Linked DNA regions of Homo sapiens: region 2 is linked to region 1. A link is a loop called in an ENCODE intact Hi-C map of the cell type or tissue named here. Cell type or tissue: IMR-90. All regions are shown on one strand.

Region 1 (2,500 bases):
AACTCCTGACCTCAGGTGATCCACCCACCTCGGCCTCCGAAAGTGCTGGGAATACAGGTATGAACCACTGTGCCCTGCCATATTTACATTTTAATACAGGTCTTCAAAGACATTAAAAACTTAAGTAGCTACTATAATGGTGAGATTCTTGAGTGCCTAGAAGAGAGGAAATTAGGGCAGACAGTTTTTTTTCCCTCCATCCCTCAGACCACATAGGCTGGGACTATGATTGGGGAATTTTGTTGCTTTAAAAATCCTGGTAAGCAGTTTAACAGCTTTTAAAGTTTCTGAACTCATAGGTAAGGCTGATTGTGAAGAATTATGAGGAAGCATTTCATATTAGTTTATATGGTATTGAAACAAATGATACCTAATTATTGCCATTCACTTTTGTCAAGGATGACTTGTGCCCAGCTTTCCCTCTACTAAAAGGAGGCCAATGCAGTGGTTCTCAAAATGTGGTCCCTGGACCAGCATCAGCTGGGAACTTGTTAGAAATGCAAATTCTTGAGCCTCCAGCTCAGATCTATTGAATCAGAAACTCAGGAGGTAGGGTCCAGCGATGAGTTTTAACAAGGCTTCCAGGTAATTCTGATGCATGAGAAAGTGGGAGAAACACTGAGTTAATGGGCAATTAGGTGGTCAAATGTGGCGTAAAGGACAGGGCTGCAAAAGTGTGTGTGGGGTGTGTGTGTGTTAGCACATCAGGGACAGGCAGGGGAGCACTTTGACTATTCCCAAGCACAGTGTGAGGGCATGAGGAAATCCTTCTGTTCTTATCCTGGGATGAACCTCACATTGCTCTCTTCAGTACCTTTTTGCTGGCTGGCCTTGGGGCTGCAGGTGAACTTGGAGCATCACTACTGCCAGAGCAATAGTAAGACATTCGGCTGCAGTTGCGATCGGCGATCTAAAATACACAAACCATGGCTTAACAGTCAACCAACCATGGAAAGGTAAGCCAGACATCTGGAAATCACAACCTCAGAATTCATTTTTTTATACATATTTTTTTTCCTGGTTACAAAGGTAAAACAATTGCCATAAGTAAATATAAAACAAAGCAAAGACAGTGAAGTTATACCTAATTTTACTTGCTCTTGAGACAACACCCGTTAATAGTTTGTGTGTAGCAACCTACAGTTAAAAACTATTTAAGAATCTGGGCTGCTGAGTAGTCCCTTCTAGGAGTCTGTGACTTCAGGGGACGCCAGGAAAAAATGTGTGGGAACAGTGTCTCTCTGTGGTTTAGTACGGTACTGCACCACGCTGTCTCCTAAACACCAATACATTGTCAAAAACTACCTCTGAAGGGAAGTGGAGTGCTCATGCTCTATCAGACATTTTCTCCCCATGCAACAAAATAATTCGAAAATTGCTAACCCTGTCCACATAAAAATTTAATATTTTCATTTTATTAAAGAAAAATAGAAAGATCAAGGCTGTCAGTAATAGCTGCAGACCACTTCTTTCCTGGGTGATCAGAAAGTGGTATTACTGAAAGGGGCTTTCAATATGAGGCTGAGTTGTGTTGTGCTGGCAAATGTTTAACAACCAGTTGTCAGGGGGGTAGGGGTAATTTGTAGCATTTGCCAATTTTTGTGCCACAAATACTTTCATCATAACTGATTTCAATCTACCAACACGATGTCATAGAAATGCAGTGTGGTAGCAAACCATTATATAATATTTCCATCACACAGACACAGTAAACGTAAAGAAGGAAGAACTTAGATATTGTAGCATATAGTGAAATTATTAGGAAGGGACTAGGTTTACCTTTTTAAAGTGAACTTTTAATTTTGAAGTATAAGTTGTATAGTTATTATTAGATTTACAGAGAAGTTACAAAGGTAGTATTTCTTATATGACTTTCATTGCATTTCTCTTAATATCTTTTATAGTAAGGTACATTTGTCAAAACTAAGAAACTAACATTGATATGTTACTATTAACTAAACACGAACGACTCGGATTTCACCAGTTTTTGCACTCATGTCCTATTTCTGTTCCAGGATACAATCTAGCATACCACATTGCATTCAGATTACCTTTGTTTTTAATATAACTTATTTAATTTTAAGTTTATACGATTTAATTTTAACAATGTCTGTTTCAAAACTGGCTCAAAAAATTCTGGAAAACTAAGCAATCAGCTTTTGGGAACAGGTATGAGCTCACTCCAGCACATCCCTGAACTGATTTTTGTAAGTCAAAAAGGATAGAATACGAATAATTCCTGATGGCTCAAACTACAGATCATCAGCATCTCAGGGGGTGAATCCAGTGGTTTTTTCATTTATTTTTTATTTATTTTTATTTTTTTAGACGTAGTCTCGCTCTGCTGCCCAGGCTGGAGTGCGGTGGCACGATCTTGGCTTACTGCAAGCTCCGCCTCCCGGGTTCACGCCATTCTCCTGCCTCAGCCTCCTGAGTAGCTGGGATTACAGGCGCCCGCCACCACGCCCGGCTAATTTTTTGTATTTTTAGTAGAGACGGG
Region 2 (2,500 bases), 52 kb before region 1:
GGGCGACCAGACTAGTAAGAGACCACAGGAACCCCGAATGGGGAAACGAGGAAGCTGGTGTGCAGATCCTTACCAAGACCGTGACTAAACTAGGTCTGTAATTCTACCCCGAGAGTATCTGTCTGCCATTCATTTAGAAGAGGCGCACTGAGCAACTGGTCTTCAAACCTCACGTTTTTCTTTTTAACCATTAGGAGATTTTGTATAAAGGACACTTACCTCAATGTCACAACAGCTGAGTTACTTTAGTGAAACAACCCTAAGGGACATAGGGCTGGTGTCCTGGTTTTCAAAAGGCAAAGACCCAATTAACATTAACTAGGCTCCCTGTTTCACCGAGTGGACCTCTGACTTACAGTGGTGTTTTTCTGAAGTATGTTGCTACTCTGGAGTTGACTCAGATAAACAGCCATGACATACGACAACAGCAAGCGAGGCTGTCTTCATTAAGGAAGTTTTCATGGCATTGCAGCAGTTACTGTGTGTGTGTTTTTGTTCTTCCTGAACATTTTGTTTCCATGCATTTGTTTCCTTTACATAAACTATTGCGTTTAGAGCCTCTAGCAGAGCATGCAGAGACCATGGTTGGGGTGAACCAAATGAGAAACCCAAGACAAAATTTAGAGAGGTACTCGCTTTTAGGGCCATGGAAGTACTGATCTTGTACCCGCTCGACCCTGAGGGTGAGTGCCTCTTCACCCTAGCACTGGCCCTGGCAGTGAATATGTGACAGGTCAAGAATCATTTTCTTCCTAGCTCACAGCTATGGAAGAAATGCATATGAAAAACAGAAGAAATGGGAAACCTTCCCAGTTTAGGGATTACAAACAGGTGGCACACATGCCACTCCTTCCTATTGCTGTAATCATGGCAGGCATAACTAATCAACTGTAGCACTTTTTCCCCAGAGCTTGGACATAGTCTCGAAATTCTTAAGCATAGTTCTCCAGTCAGCCACTACTAACTGATCAGAGTTGGCTTGTGAACTAAAAGCTGTCTGCCTTCTGGCCTGGTTAGCAAGATCATGTGAATCAACCTTAGCAATCAGTCAGGACATAGTTGTCATAGATAGCCCTATCTCTTCACATGCAATACTGTAACGTAGTTTTAGGAATATAGGAGGAGGCTCTCAAAGCCTTTGTGGCCAGTCTTTCTTCCAAACCTGCCCTATGTATTATGATGTTTCTGTGACAACAGAAGATCCAAGAAATTCAGTTGAAAGCATTTAATAACCCAAGATACTAATACTATTAGAATGTATGCAATTTTCCACATTAGAGGAACAGATTTGAAGCTATGTAGCCTCATTAGCTGTAGTCAGAGGAAAAGGATTCTGCAGACTTTCTTGGCTTCAGGATCAGGGAGGTACAAGTAACAGCAGTATCTAAGAATGTGTCCGTATCTACAGTTGTGAAATAAATATTGCACTCTGGGACACAGAATTTCAGTGATCTCAGTTTCCTGGAATTCAGTGACCTCAAAGTTATTTTCCTTGCACATATTTATTTATCTCTAGTTTATAAATCTTTTCCAAAAGCTCTATTTCATTGGAGCAGAACAAGGTTGAAAATTAAAGCACAGAGCATTTGCAAAATCAACACTGGACATCTGTTGTTAATGCTGTCTAGAATTCTTTCCTCCTTCTATAAAGTAAGGCATCCTGATTTAGGGGAAGAAATCACCCATAATTCCAGGTGTGGACCCATGACCCGGGGTCAGTAAATCAGAGCACTCCATTTCTCTGGCCAGTATGGCTGGTTCAGGGATGAGCACAGGATCAGATGTTCAGACAGGATCAGTAAGATGCACTGAGGCTTTCTCTGCAACTGCTAGAAAGGAGGCATCTCTCTTCTCTCCTAGACTTGAACCTAGAGATGTAAACCTAAACTGTGGTGTGGGAAGCCTGTGAAGAATGAAGCTGACACAACAGATGGCAGAGATGGGAAGTGGTGATGACAGTGAGCTCTGCTGACATTGTTTGGGCCCCTAGGTCCAGTATGGCAGGTGCTACTCCAGGCTCACATTCCTCAGACGGGCTGATAAATTCCATTTTTACCTTCTGTCAGTCTGGGTTGGGTGTCCTTTCACTTGCCAGCTACATTTCCAAATTGATTTGGTATGTCCCATTTGAGAGAAGTAAGAATTCACTCATACACATTAATATAATTTGGCTTCTCTTCTGTAGCTGACAACACCTAACTCATTGCCTCCTCTACATCAAGAAGCCCTCACACTTCAGTTTCTTCTGCCTTCCTTTTCACCTTCTTCACCCTTCCCTGACCCACAGGGCCTGGACCATAAATGCTCACAATATCTTGTGCCTCTTTATAACAGTATTTCTCATAATTATAACTGAACAAAGATTGGAATAATTAGTTATATTACGTCTCTCTGGTTAGAATGTAACGTTCATGAGGACAGAATAAGTATTCAATAAATATTCTCTAAAAGAAGGAATCAATGGATAAATATATGTGAACAGATAGAGCTGTATGCCCCC

Evidence for each region. Peaks named below come from ENCODE experiments on the same cell type or tissue, not always from the same donor. Only the 100,000 strongest peaks of a DNase experiment are listed, where the experiment ranks them.
Region 2: a loop joins it to region 1, with 1.9 times the contacts of the local background. A loop is called at or near these places in 4 of 110 quality-filtered maps.

Annotation. Positions count from the first base shown.
Region 1 is chr9:384,741-387,240 of GRCh38, reverse strand. It overlaps DOCK8 (dedicator of cytokinesis 8), which reads right to left. Exons shown (of 48, transcript NM_203447.4): 23 at 815-910. Among named protein-coding and RNA genes, the nearest start is that of DOCK8-AS2, 84 kb to the left of the region's middle. In IMR-90, a CTCF peak has its summit at 1,240; no DNase peak of the experiment used is centred here; H3K27me3 peaks cover 275 bases.
Region 2 is chr9:436,712-439,211 of GRCh38, reverse strand. The region is part of intron 39 of DOCK8 (dedicator of cytokinesis 8); the gene reads right to left. Among named protein-coding and RNA genes, the nearest start is that of DOCK8-AS2, 32 kb to the left of the region's middle. In IMR-90, no CTCF peak of the experiment used is centred here; a DNase peak (open chromatin) is centred at 1,401; H3K27ac peaks cover 2,082 bases.